3 separate regions of the Homo sapiens genome follow, and regions 1 and 2 are each linked to region 3. The links are chromatin loops, found by intact Hi-C in ENCODE. Cell type or tissue: heart right ventricle. All regions are shown on one strand. Region 1 overlaps CAMK2D (calcium/calmodulin dependent protein kinase II delta). Region 2 overlaps CAMK2D (calcium/calmodulin dependent protein kinase II delta). Region 3 overlaps CAMK2D (calcium/calmodulin dependent protein kinase II delta).

Region 1 (5,000 bases), 53 kb before region 3:
TACATAACTAAAACATAAGTTACAGAAAACAATACTTAATCTTACTACATGTAATATACTCTGACATTTAATGAAATTTATCTCACTATATTTAGTGGTCGTTAAAGGGTCATAATGCACAGTTTGAAAACATCTAGACAACAGTATTTGTTATACCTCTCTCAGTTTGGGGCCTCATGGCTAGTAGTGAATTGACTTAGCAGTGAAAAAAAATTTCATCTCAAGTTCCTTGGATGATAATATATATCAAACAAATTTACTCTTGTCAATTGGATTATGTTCTTGGTAAAAAAAAAAAAAAAATAGAAAGGGAGGAAAAACAAATTCTCCATTCTATTATTTTATTGTGATAGCTTTCAACTCTAACTTTGGGCAGACTTACATACAGGAAATGATGTATAATTCACAATGTTTAAAAAAAAAAACTCTCTTCAGTGGAGATTTAGGATATTGATTAAGAATGGCAATTTAATTTAGCAGTATGATGAATCAGGCTCATATAATCCAGAGACCAGGGAATTCAGACATAAATGCAACATTTTACTTAGGTTCACTTTTATCTTTCTTCCTATTCACATCTAATTCAAATCACTATACTACAATATCCATTTGTTAGGTAGCAAAAAATGAATGCGTAGTTATTTTCAATGAAGAGAACTGTTTATACAGAGTTGAATTGTTTGGGCATGGAGGACAAAGCATAAAATAGAATAGTTTTTAAAAATGCCTTGAGAAACATTATCAATGAATGTTTCCTTACACCTGATCAGAGGTTTTGCAAATGCATGTTTATGGCTAGTTTTCTACTTTGTTCATTCATTCATTCTCACTAAAATTAATGAATTATTAGACCTGGGGTTATGCGGTCTTTGAGAAAAATCACTTGCACATTTGTTCAGTCAGGGTTCTTAGGATTGTTGACTGCAAACACTTGGGTATACGCCATCAATTCTAAGAAATTTATTAAACCAATATTGAATAGCTTCCAGAATTGTTGGGAGGGCTCAGGAATAAGTTTCCAGAAAAAAAGTCCCAAGACTAAGCTTCAGAACTAGCCTGATGGAAAAACAGCTGCCGCTACATCTGCTGCAATTAATACCAATAATATATGTCAACTGCCAATGCCACCAGGACCAATGTCACTTTCATATCAAAAATTAAATATACTGCTGACTCCTCAAACCACAGCCCTCGACCACCACATTCACTGAGAAAAATGGAAAGTCTGTGCAAAATCTGCCTTCTGACACTGATGAATCCCCAAATGAAGTATGGCAAACATCTGTTAGATGGGACAAGTCTACAAGCCTAGTGACATGCCTGCACACTGGCTGCAAGAAAGACTAGAAATTTGACTTCTGACTTCTAAGTTGCTAAGACATAACTCAGAGTGTTGTAATTTCATGAATTTAGAAAGTCTACTCAAATACTGTGGATATGCCAATTGTCTAGCATATTAGCATTTTATGTAACATATCATGGATCACGACATATTAAAAAAATCAAATCTCAGAATTTCAGAAGTGACAGGGACTTCAGAAAACAATTACAATCCAGCCCCTCAGTTGTACTAATGGAGTCCAGGGGCTATCTATTCATTTAAACCAGAGCCACAAATTGGTATTCTAAAGTCTGTGATGGTCTTTTACATTAGGCCATTCAAAAATCACCTCTTCTTATCTCCTATCACTAGTGCTATTTGTGAGCAGAGAATGGTTCAGCTGAGATTGTAGACTGAATATGGTGGCTCATGCTTGTAATCCTAGCACCTTTGGAGGCCAAGGCAGGAGGACCACTTGAGCCCAGGAGCTTGAGACCAGCCTGGGCAACATGGCAAAACCTCGTCTCCATTTTTTAAAAATTAAAATAAAAAATAAAGCAAAGAAAATGTAGGGAATTATTATGTTGAAGGTGGTACATTGATAATTTTAAACATCACCCAGACAGGCTGCAGTTGACATTTCCAATATTCAATGAACATTCGCCCTTTAACTGTGAGAATCTGCTAGCTAGTGATTTTGTGAGTTATTGCCCATTAGATGTAGGGCTTCTGGAACACATCGGCTCCTCTCTACACACCAACATACAAAACAGCAAGTCATACGCCTCAGAAGGATGACCCAGACCAAAACCAAAATGTTAGCTGGGTAACTATTGTCGTTGGCATCTATTTGCTTTTCATTAGGTTGGAACTGAACTAGAGCTTCAGGGAGATCAATGAGCACAGGGTGCAGTGGTAAAAATGTGGCACCATAAACCTGCTTGCAATTAGCAACAGAACCTGAAAATTAATTCAGAAAGTAGATACACGTCAACACTAAGTGAAGAAACAAGTGTTCTGGATGATGAGCATGCTTTACTACTATGATGGTGAAAATAATGTGTCCTTATAGAGTTTACATACACTTGAAAGTTTTGAAGGAAAATGTAAGAGAATAGGGACTCCAATGATGAAATTGTAGATACAAGCCTGCTTTGGTTAGTTGAAACAGTATTATGTAGAATTGGGAAAATGATAGGCATATGTATTTATGATCCTCCCTCAGGAGCTTTGGCTTAAGAAGTTACAGGCTAACAATACTTGCTATCACTTATTATACAATCAAAGCCTATATGATGTGAATAGAGAGGTTCCTGATCTAAGTGGAAACATTCTCCAAATCCAAAACAATGAAATATCAAACTTCTCATAAATTCCCTCTCATTCTATATGTGTGTGTATTATCATTATTATTATTATTATTTGATATGGAGTTTCGCTCTTGTCCAGGCTGGAGTGCAATGGCACAATCTTGGCTCACTGCAACCTCTGTCTCCTGGGTTTAAGCGATTCTCCTGCCTCAGCCTCCCAAGTAGTTGGAATCGCAGGCATGCACCACCACTCCCAGCTAATTTTGTAATTTTAGTAGAAACAGGGTTTCATTATGTTGGTCAGGCTGGTCTCGAACTCCTGACCTCAGGTGATCCACCTGCCTCAGCCTCCCAAAGTGCTTGGATTACAGGTGTGAGCCACCACGCCCGGCCTGTGTGTGTGTATTATTTGATTGTGCTATTGCACTCCAGCCTGGGTGATACCCCATAGAGAGATACTCTGCCAGGCTGGAGTGCAGTAGCTCAGTTTAAAAAAAAAAAAGAAAAAAATCAAAGGAGGCAGAGAGAGCTAATAATATTCATATGACCTGTAAGTCATTGTCCTGTCATACTATTATACATAATGTAGCATAATATAGTCAGTAAATGTTACCCTGTTAAATCTTGGTTTCAAAGTCTATAGACACTGACAGGTGCTTTCAGGGAGAAACAGAACAGAATGTGAGGAGTTTCAGATCCAATACTTAGGTCCTTGTCAGCTTGAACTGAATCTCAAAGTACTAAAAAGCATCATAAAATAATGTTCAATGCATATTTCCCTAGGACTGAGAAATAATCTATTCCTAGGCATAAAGTCAGCCTTATGGTTTTCAAAAGGTAATTTGTTTTCTTAACTATCTGCTTCAAATGAAGGAATAGTTGTTTTGTTATCCAAAGGCAAAAGCCAAGATAATCTGGACATAAAGCTATAAAGTAAATTCTACTGAAGAATATATTAGAAAATTTGCAAGTAAATCAATACGAGGAAACTAAACGTAGGCATTAAAAGGCCTATATGTTGAGTCTTCATGGGCTGTGAGATTATCTATGTATACAAATAAATTTAAGAAAACATTATCTACCTATCCATTTATCTATCTCTGCCATTTTTATGCACAATAACCAAAAGGTAATTCCCACTGCAGGTAATTTTTGGTTATTTCCACTCAAAGGCTACCTCACCATGGAGTTACCACAATTCCTTGGTTTTCTTCAAAAAGGTATTAATATTTTCAAAGGACATGATTCAGGCAGCTTAATACAGAAAACAACGTCAATGCAGGAAAGAAAACAATAGCAACAAAGAGTGCAATAGGACACCAAGTCCAATACCAGCAGTCACTGCTCCAAATAATGTAATTTGTAAATCAATTAAAAGCTGCATTCATAGAGATCAGGCACTCATTCAGTTTACCAAACATAATCAAATTACACTTCCAGGGGGAATTAATGTCACAGTATATTTAGTCATTGCTACAACTGTCATTTCCAATAGGATAAATAAAATAATCCCAGGCCTCCATAGCTGTCACTGAGATAGTACAGAAGTGACTGTTGGCTCCACAAGCAGGATACCTGGCATGCAGTACCAGCTCAGCCACTTACTGGGTAACTGTGGGCAAAGTGCTTAGCATCTCTGCCTTCTTTCCCTCAATTTGTAAAAATGTACATAATATAATGTGCTAGCTGTGTCTGCTAAACAAGACAATCCATCAGAGGGTTGAGCATCATGCCTGGCACAGGATTTACATTTGATAAATCTTTAGTAGTTGTTATAATTTGAAGAATTAGGTTCAAAAACTTACAACCACACAATAGTTGGAAAAAGCAGCATTATTGTGCATGTTTTATTAAAAATATTTCTGGAGAATGTCTTTACTTGCTTTTAAAAGACTTTTGTCACCTTTGCTTTTAAAAGACTTTTGTGCTTTTTAGCACAAGTAGATGGCATAGTCCAATCTGTAGTACAGTCCCACAAAACACTGAAAATCATTTCCCAACCTTCCAGGCTGTTGTTCACAAAAGAGCAGCCTTCCAGGTTTCCCTGTTCCTTCTCCCCTATTCTGATCCTGTACAGCTGTCTATATTTTCATTTACACGTTGTAGGGAATAGACAGTTTTGAATCATTCATAGCCCTGTCCACTGCTAGGTTCTGACATATTTATTCAGGCTTGTCTGGGAAACTGGAAAAGGTATCGACTTTATGGAGAGAGAGACCTCTTAGGCAAGAATTCTTTCAAAGCAAAGACAGAATTGGGCAATTAATACTGACCCACCAATAAAATGAAGAGCATGGTATTTTATCTATTTCTTTGGTAGGGAGAGAAAAGTAGGTAAGAAAAATCCAGAATTTAATGAGGAGAGGGAA
Region 2 (5,000 bases), 50 kb after region 3:
ATTGCCACATGACAGCAGTGGTGTTTCTAATATTATTGGTTGAGCTGTTATGAATTCAGTAAAACTTTTAAACAAATTTGACTTTAATCAAAATGATATTAATTCACTATGGTATCAATTACATGATAATTCACATATTTTTACATATTTTAATCAGCGTGCATGAATTCAAGACCTCTAGGAGTAATTCAATGATAAGAGTCCTGCACTCACAATTTAGGCACTTTATAACTACAGCAGGTTTAAGTCATCAAAGAAATGTGACTTTTTACATATTATTTAAATAAAAGGAGCTAAACGTGAATTTTCTATAGCTCCTCTGACTCCCTGAAAAGTTCATGCCTATTCATTTAGAGTTAATAGCTATCTCATCTTCATCTATGCAGCGCATCCTATCAAAATATATATATATTAGGAATATAGATATATTAGTGCTTCTCTACTAGAAGCACTGTACAATATAAATGAAAAAGACTTAAGGTCAGTTATTTCATAATTTCCAAATGATTTCAAATAAACACAGGGTAAAAATTAATTTAAATAAGTAATGGATATAAAGTAAAAGAGTTTGCATAGGACAGCTTTAACAAAAAGTTGGCCCCTGGAGAAGTTTTGAAGAGAAAGGTGAGGTAGACTAGTGGAGAGCTTGAGGGGTGAGAGTTGTATGTGCAGAGACAGAGACTGAAATGATAAAGCAATGTGCTTAATGACTAATGGTGATATTCGGCAAACCAGAATCAGGAATGAAAGAACCATTTAATGCAGCTTCTGAAATGATTTCAAAAGAAATCTTTTGAATACTTTCCTATGTTCCTGTAATAACAGTTGCCTTCCATTTATTAAAGGAGCCTTGGTCCTCAGTGTCTTTTCTCCTGAGTAAGCATTTTTACTTTAGTTAGTTTTAAAATGCCTAGGCATGAACACCACAAATGAAAGATCAAAGAGTAACTAGATGCTGTCTAATTTAAAAAACTGTACTCAGCAAGTGCAAATCCTTTTTTAATTGCTAAACTGAACATCTGGGTTTTTTCTCTACTTCTTTTCAGCCTGTGAGTTAAGTGAGTTAAATATCCTCAAACAAAGGGAAAAGTCAAGTTATCAGGTATAAGTATGGCTCCAAATTAAATACCAATAACGTTGAAATTATCAGAAATTAATTTGCCTTTCTATTGATGCTTTGATATCATTGTAAAAGCAGAGCTATGAAAAAGATATAGTTACTTAACATGTTTTAATACAAAGACAAAATCCACTTTATTTTTTAAATACAGAAACATAGACTCTGCTCAAGCATGTAGCTTTTAAACTGTGAAATTACATAAATGGCAGTTTCTTCATGAGTAAACTGTCATACATGTAACTAATTATAATGAGCCTCTTTAAAAGGTGATTACTTGACATCTGACTTTTAAAATACATACACAAACTAATTTTGCTCATGACTCAACCATTGGTAAGCCAAAGGGTAGGCTAAATATGTACAAATGAGAACAGGTTTCCATTCTGCTTTTAAGCTAAACAAGAAAAATGTTGTTTTTAAGGAAAACATTATTTCCATGTTAAAATATGAGAAGGATTCTCACCTGAGTTCTGTAATAGAATAAAAGAACAGACATTTTGTTTAAAATTCTCTTGTTGAAAAAACTTTTTTTTAAATAATAGGGGTAGTTGATGTGTTTTAGCTTTGAACTGAGGGCATAAAATAAAATCTGTGCACATGGAATCCTAAGAAACACAGAAGATGAAGAGTAATTTAAAAGCTTTGTTCTGAATGTTGGTTACAAGAGATTAGTTCAGTTGTTTCAACTTACTTTTTTTCTCCTTAACTCTTTCTAAAATAAAACATTAAATGGGCATGAAAAATCTCGTGATGATTTTCATTTGATCTAGTTCAGAGTGTACAAATGGAAAGGAAGGTCATAAAAATACTTCTTGAATCACAATTTACAAATTTGCAAAATAATATTCTACTACATTCTAAGGTAGTAGAATTTTTACATTGTTCTCTTTTATTCCTATAGTAATTTTTTTATTTATCCACTTCAAAAATAATTTTTCCAAATAGAAGGCATATATACAAATTACTTAACAAGTATGTAAATCAAATAGTTCAAATTGTTCAGTGTTATCTATTGACAATAAGAGAGTGGGAGGTCCAAGCACTAATGCCCAAGCAGCTTCCTTATTCCAAGAACCAGCTGACAGCCTAGTTAGACTAGTTATTAAAATGACAACACTTTCATAATCAAGATACAACAAATTTGAAAGGCTGATGGGAAAACATTTTACTGTGTTCATATTTCTCTAAATGCAATATATGCCTTCATGTTAATACAAAGTAAAAACCAAAGGAAAAAGTATAATATGACCATTCCACTTAATCTTCTAAAGTGTCTCAAAAAGTTTTTTAAACCAGTTTTACTCCTAAGTTTAGGAAAATGGAAAAAAAAAAAAAAAGAAGCAGAAAAATCAACCCAAATGATCTAAAACATTTTACTATCTTACATGGCAAACTTCTAAATTTATAATCACCAAATGAGTAAAACAGATTCCGAAAACTACCCAAGACATTTTAAAAAAGTAAAACACACACAAACAAAACACAATAAAAACGTTTGCCTGTCCAAGAAACTACAATACCGATAGCATATAAGAGCCCAGTTAGAATAATACACAGGAAATATATATAAAATTCTGCCTTTTGCAAACTTGTACAGGCAAGGTGTGGTGGCTCACGCCTGTAATCCTAGCACTTTGGGAGGCCAAGGCGGGTGGATCACTTGAGCTCAAGAGTTTGAGACCAACCCGGCCAACATGGCAAAACCATCTCTACAGGAAAAAAAAAAAAAAAAAAAAAAAAAAAAAAAAAAAATTAGCTGGGCATGGTGGTGTGCGCCTGTGGTCACAGCTACTTGGGAGGCTGAGGTGGGAGGATCGCTTGAGCCCGCGAGGCAGAGGTTGTGGTGAGCTGAGATTGCACCGCTGTACTACAACCTGAGTGACAGAGTGAGACCGTCTCAAAAAACAAACAACAACAAAACACAATTTGTACAATACACAACTATGTATAACTTACAGAGATCAATAAAGTATATATGGTGCTTTATAATTTACAGTGTTTTCATAATAAATCATTTAATTCTTACAATAACTGAGAGATGCACAGGAGAAGGGTTATTATTCTAGCTGTAGTAATAAAATGATGTTCAAAAAATTAAAACATACTCTAGTAATTTAAAGCACAGCAATTTTGTAAGAAACAGTAAGGTGGCTCAGAAATTTTTACATTTAATGTGAACAATTTGGAAGAAAGGAAAAACAAAAAGACTAGATTAGCCAGATAAAAGACAAATGGCATTAAAGTATATTTATGTAAATATATTATCACTGTCATCTTTGCAAATGGCAACAAAAAATAAGAATTTCCATAACTTTCTACAAAAGAAAGTACCTAATACTGTGAACATCAGATAAAATAAAAATATCCTGTTGTTTATCCTCTTTGTTGGAGCATCAGAGAGACTTAAAAAGGTTCCACCATCTTTATATGACTATTCAGCAACGAAATATAGACGGGAAATCTTTACAAAGAAGTATGTAATCTACAACCCATACTGAATTTGAAATCTAAAACCTTCACTTTCAAATAGAAATAGCCACCTGACTCACTAGTAGAATTAAAAAAAAAAAAACAACACCCAGTAACATCACCACAATTATATAAAAGTGTATTTTATGTTACTGCCATCTTAAAATCAGATCTTCCAAGACATCCAACTTACTCCAATCCAATTTTTAGATGCTATTCTTCAATGCTGGTATATTTTGAATACAGTTTTACTCTATCTAGTGTTAGACACTGAGTGTACAAAGAAACATATTAAACCCTATAGCCTTCAACTAGTTAACCCCAGAAATCAAAACTGTGTATATCATACCTCAATATTTAAAATATACTAATGTAGAAAGGCAACTTACTACAAAAGTTAATCAGCTGGATTTTGTCAAAGTTTGTTTCTGTTTTGTTGTATTGCATTGTTTTAAATTGAGTGAAACAAAGGAAGAAGCGGATAATGCAATGGCACGTATTCCACATTAATATCTTTCTAAATTATTACTCATAAAAGTTCAATCAAGTTTGCAGATTCCCTGCAAGTCTAGGACATTGACAGCACTCCATATCACTGCAATGCAATGTACAGGGCATTTCATATTTGAAAACATAACAAACACTATGGCCTTTCATTCATATTAAAACTAATATGATAAAACTAGTTAAGTGAAAAATAATTATGAAAAACAGATGAAGGGCTAAAGAAAAAATGTATACTACAAAGCTAAAAGTTTAAAAAGGCAAAAATATCCCTCTGGTTCCTCGTGATTCATTAAATCACATTATCATACACTAAGAAGTCAAAACGTAAATGAGAGTTTAGAACTGGCAATGTCCAGTTCATCAGAATATCCAATATGCGCATTATGAAGAATTCCATCTTTCCCTTCAGGTAAATAAATACGCATCATGATGTATACTCCAACATCTCTATTTATGTCATAGAATATCAAAAGTAAGCAGTCTACAACATAATAATAGTATTTGGGGGTAAAATGATCTAGCACTTTCCTGTGTACAATAAAGAAATCAAAATTATAAACTTTATCACTGATATACTTTCTTTCTTTTCATTTCATCCAATTAGAATGTTCAATTTAATAATCATATATACCCTTGTAAAGACAAATCTAAAAAATCTTAACTGTTAACAAATGCCAAAAGATAGAAGCAACCTGCATGTCCATCAACAGACGAATGGATAAACTGTTGTATATACATAAAATGAACTATTATTCATTCTTAAAAAGAAATAAAATTCTGACACACACTACAATATGAAAAAACCTTGAAGATATGCAAAGTAAAACAAGTCAGACAGAAAAAGACAAGTAGTGTATGCTTCCACCTACATGAGGTACCCAGAGTAGTCAAATTCACAGAGACA
Region 3 (5,000 bases):
GAGAAAAATTAATTTCTCATATAAATTTATAATTTCAAATTTTAATTTATTAAAAAGTCACTCAGACTTTTATAAATTAAATTTTAAAATGTAGCTTTATTTATTTTTTCAAATATCAGAATATTATCATTCACCATTTTTATGCATTTCCAAAATTTATAATGAGGACTTTTTCTTCTTTTGGATTTGAATCTCTCATTTACTTCAGTACCATTCAGACTTCAACTTCTGTTCAAGACTGAAAAAAACTGTAATGCAATTATGAGTAGGCCATTTCTTCCTTCTTTCTCCTCTACTCCAACTTAAGTACCTAGAATCCTCACATAATCTCCAATCTTTCTCACATCTATTTTACTAAAATTATGCAAAAACCTATAATTTGATATTTATCTTATTTAAAATTAGGAATTGTATCATCTTAGCATTTGGTTCAGTAAACACATGAAAAGTGTTCCTTTACAATGACTATTATTCTAAGCAAATGTTTTAAATAAAATATTCCTCAATTGAAGTCAAAATTAGTCATCGAAGTTTTGCTGGATGAAATAAGGACTAAAGTACATGGGGCCCTATGACTATAATAAACCCATCTGCATTCACTGCTTTACTTAGATAAATAAAAGACTCATAGTTTCATCATGTTCAATCATCTGCTAGCTACCCTAAATACATTTGAGTCACATGATCTATAATGCAGAAAACAAATAAAAAGGTATTTGGAAATTAGTCAATGCTCATCCAACATCTGAAAACTGCCTTTCTAAATTAAAGTGAAGAGTGAATAAAAATCTAAGGAGCAAAATATTTTAAACACAACTAATATGTGTTATCTTACCCTATTCATGACATTTAATTGGTGATCTCAACTCCAGGTAATAGGCTGTGTGCACTTATTTTTCCCCACCCACCTCCTATCATACACAGACAAAAGAAACTATCTCAAGTGGGTGTAATGGTTCAGTTTCAAGCATTTCAAAATCCTCCACCACCTGCACAGGAAACTGTGACTGAAAACCAGACAGGGCACCGCAGAGCAGCACTGATGATACAGGAACATGGCTGAGAGGTGAATCTGGTTACTAGACAGTTGAATGAAATCAGCAGAGGGGAGATGGTACTCCCAATGAAGAGCACATGACACTTAAGGGCAAATAAACACCACCATACAATGAAAGAAGCACCAAAACCGGAGTTACTTATTAAGTGCTACGGAAACACAGATGAGAGAAAATACAATTTTACAACAATGCATAAAAGAGTTGTGAAGGCTGATATGGGCTTTGAAGAATAAATAGGCGTTTTCTGGGTAGAAAAAGATGAAGTAAATTTCAGATAAAAGGAATAGCATGATTAACATCACAGAGTCAGAAAACTATCTGGAAGGTTTGGAGAACAGCAATAGTTTGATATACTTGTCTGTGGATAACAACCTCAAATGTGAGCAGGGAAAAACATAAAAAGCTAACAAATTAATCCTGTGCTAATATGTTAAGATTTTCTGCTGCAGGAAATATCGGTTTTGATCAGAGGCACGAGGAACCAGATTCTGTGTGCAACACAATATAGTAGTTAAGAGTATAGATTTTAGAGTTAGACTGCCTGGGTTCAGACTGACTTTACCACTTAGGATTGTTTCTGACCTAGAGTGAGCTTTTTGACCTCTCTGTACCTCAGTTTCTTCTTTTGTAAAATGAGGATGTTAACAGCACCTACCTCATGGAATTGTTGAGAGATTTATATATAAAAAGTTAGAACAGTGCCTGGCATATAGGAAGCAAGACAAAACTGCTGGCTATGAATGCTGTTTTTGAAAATCAGGGTTGATGACACTGTGGAGTACACAATGGAACCAGAGAATGAAAGTCTACAGGCAGGGACTTCAGTTAGAAAGCTAATGAAAATTGTATCTGTAAAAATTAAATGCATCTGTGAGTACATTTCTTTGTAGAGATAACCACATTGGATAGCCATGTATCATATAAATTAACACGTCATACAAAATATATTTACATAAAAAGTCAGACACATGTATGTATGCATGTGTATGTATCTCCAAATCTCTTAGGCAAACTCATATACATGCCAGAATATAAGACATAAAAACAAATATACTCCCTACAGACAACCTTGTATGTACTGTATGTATAATTATAATTTCAAATTTAGTAAGTTGGAAGGTAAATGACTGAAAAGAATGATTGCTTTTTTCTTCTTTGTGTAACAGAGGACTTGCTCAGAACAAGGGAAGAAGATGACTATGCAGCTGCTCGGTAACAGCGTCTAGTCACACTCTGAGATACTGAGGTCAGCAAGAACAGAGGATGCACACTATGTCCCATCTTGCCTTTCTGCCCAGAAAGTCTCAGTTACTGGAAAAGCTTCAGAAATATTTACCAAAAAATCCATTTGAAATCCTGAAATTCTACTTCTCAGAAAAACAGTATTACTCTTGTCTAGAAATAACATTCAGGCCTCAAAGTGCTATACTGTCATTACTTCTAAAAATAAACTGAGCAAATCCAAGTCTTGAGGTCAGTTTCAAATAATGTGCTGCAGCAATGACACAAGCAACAGCTCCACTCTGTCCCACTGGAGGCAGTGCATTCCCTGAGGGCTTGAGAGCACAGGCCTGCTGCTCCTCATCTCTCCCTGGAAAGAGCTGGCAGCAGATGACCAGACAGGCCTCTAAGGCAGAAGGTACTGAGCAAAGTCCTTCTCTCTTTGTTGATTCTCTTTAGTAAGGCACCTGGAGAGAGTAAACCAATGATAGGAGGGAGTCGCCAATCCAGCAGCCTCTCCAGATGGCAGCTCAATTTTTCTCCTAGCATCCTCTAAATGATTTTCTAAGACCACCATCATGTGTAAGAATGCTTGATACCACCTTATATCATTTGAACAGATACAAATGACTTACATTTCAGACTTCTTTTTTTTTTTTTTTTTTAGACAAGGTCTTACTCTGTCACCCAGGCTGGAGTGGAGTGGCGCGATCTCTGCTCACTGCAGCCTCTGCCTCCCAGGGCTCAAGCAATCCTCCCACCTCAGCCTCCCAAGTAGCTGGAACTATAGGCGTGCGCCACAACACTTGGTAATTTTCATATTTTTTGGTAGAGATGGGGTTTCACCATGTTGCCCAGGATGGTCTTGAACTCCTGGCTTCAAGTGATCCTCCCAACTCAGCCTCCCAAAGTGTTGGGATTACAGGCATGAGCCACTGCACCTGGCCACATTTCAGACTTTAAATAGGAAACACATGAGCCCGTGAAAGGTAATAAATTAGGTGTATAAATTATGAAAAATTAGAGAAAAACAAAATTAGGTAATATTACAAGAAGTGACAAGTAGAGACATTTTAATTTTATGTCAATGTAATTAATTGATGCTATAATATAACCAATGCTATTTTTGAGAGATAGGGCTGATAATATTGTGGAGTATGGAACCAGAGAATGAAAGTCTACAAGCAAGGGCCAGGCACGGTGGCTCATGCCTGTAATCCTGGCACTTTGGGAGGCTGAGGTAGGTGGATCACTTGAGGTCAGGAGTTCAAGACCAGCTTGACCAACATGGTGAAACCCCCGTCTCTACTAAAAATACAAAATTATCTGGATGTGGTGGCGCATGCCTGTAATCCCAGCTACTCGGGAGGCTGAGGCATGAAAATTGCTTGAACCTGGGAGGCGGAGATTGCAGTGAGCCGTGATCATGCCTTGCACTCCAGCCTGGGCAACAGAAAGAGATTCTGTCTCAAAAAAAAAAAAAAGTGATAAACTAAATAAACGAATAATGAATAAATGCCAAGTCACTAAAATGTACTTGATTCTAAGCAAGATATCTGCTATTAAAACTTAATTTTTATCTTGAAAGAAATGGGAAGAAATTATCAAAATATTTTCAGATAATAAACTCCAAATAACTGATATTTATCTACATAGAAAGTTGTCCTTTACTATCTTTGTAGTAGTGTCTTCTACTATGGTTGTAGTAGTGTCAGTGCCTGTACTTTTTCTCAATTCTCTGTAAAAATACCTAAATATTGTTTACATATCTGAAAAGGTACAGGGACATACCTATATTCCCAAGTTTTCCCTTACAAAAGTAATTAACTTTTTATTTCTCTGCTTTGCTAGCAACAAAACTCTCAAAATCTTAAGTAAGGTACCCTTCTAATTGCCATAATAATTCAAACATTTCTTTAGGACCTCTAATTGTAAGAGATGATTTTTATTACACCTTTGATGCATTAATTTTTAAATTTAAGAAGGAAGCACACAGCTTACTTTTGGAATAAATTTCCTCCTGGAGTAATCAAGAATTTTGGAAATTAATTCTGTAAAAATTGTGAGCCACAACCCAAGCATCTGGAGTCCTACAATGCTCTCAATATATTTTTAACATGATCATTGAGAAAAAAGCCATCAGCCCTTATTTCTCAACGAGAGCCATTCTCATCCATAGTGATTAGTGTGAGATTTTACGCCAAGCTTTCATGAGTTTTAAGACAAACTTATTAAGCACCTTTCTTATTTACAATACAGGTATGTGTATACACACACACACACACACACACACACACATACACTTCAAGTTGCTCAATTTTAAAATAAAGATATCTTTTAAAAATAATATAGGTAGAAGGGACCAAAAAATGTAGCTCCAAAATGTAAAACTCCAGATTCATGGATATAAGTTTCCCAGGAAGGAAAAAAAATCAACTATGTATATAATAAAATGTTTGCAAAATTCACCTGGTAACCAGCCATGAGCACATGCATTCTCTTCTTTGAACTGATATGGTCGTGACCTTTCTAATCTGAGTATGGAAAATTATTAACCTTCTTCTCCCTTCCCCATTTGAAAAAAATAATTTCAACAGTCCTCATGTTAGATTTCCATTCAGGTGTTACTGAAATGTAGGAAAAACACATATTGGAGTATGTGGTAACCTTTTTATATGTTCCCAAGTAAAACCCATAGCAATACAATATTCACACAAAATG

What was found. A loop is a pair of places that touch in the nucleus more often than their neighbours do. Peaks named below come from ENCODE experiments on the same cell type or tissue, not always from the same donor. Only the 100,000 strongest peaks of a DNase experiment are listed, where the experiment ranks them.
Region 1: a loop joins it to region 3, with 2.4 times the contacts of the local background. A loop is called at or near these places in 17 of 110 quality-filtered maps.
Region 2: a loop joins it to region 3, with 2.2 times the contacts of the local background. A loop is called at or near these places in 8 of 110 quality-filtered maps.

Annotation. Positions count from the first base shown.
Region 1 is chr4:113,629,499-113,634,498 of GRCh38, forward strand. All of the region lies in intron 3 of CAMK2D (calcium/calmodulin dependent protein kinase II delta), which reads right to left. Among named protein-coding and RNA genes, the nearest start is that of CAMK2D, 130 kb to the right of the region's middle. In heart right ventricle, no CTCF peak of the experiment used is centred here; no DNase peak of the experiment used is centred here; H3K27ac peaks cover 5,000 bases.
Region 2 is chr4:113,732,454-113,737,453 of GRCh38, forward strand. The region is part of intron 2 of CAMK2D (calcium/calmodulin dependent protein kinase II delta); the gene reads right to left. Among named protein-coding and RNA genes, the nearest start is that of CAMK2D, 27 kb to the right of the region's middle. In heart right ventricle, no CTCF peak of the experiment used is centred here; no DNase peak of the experiment used is centred here; H3K27ac peaks cover 1,571 bases.
Region 3 is chr4:113,682,314-113,687,313 of GRCh38, forward strand. The region is part of intron 2 of CAMK2D (calcium/calmodulin dependent protein kinase II delta); the gene reads right to left. Among named protein-coding and RNA genes, the nearest start is that of CAMK2D, 77 kb to the right of the region's middle. In heart right ventricle, CTCF peaks have their summits at 2,582 and 2,786; DNase peaks (open chromatin) are centred at 2,281 and 2,608; H3K27ac peaks cover 4,185 bases.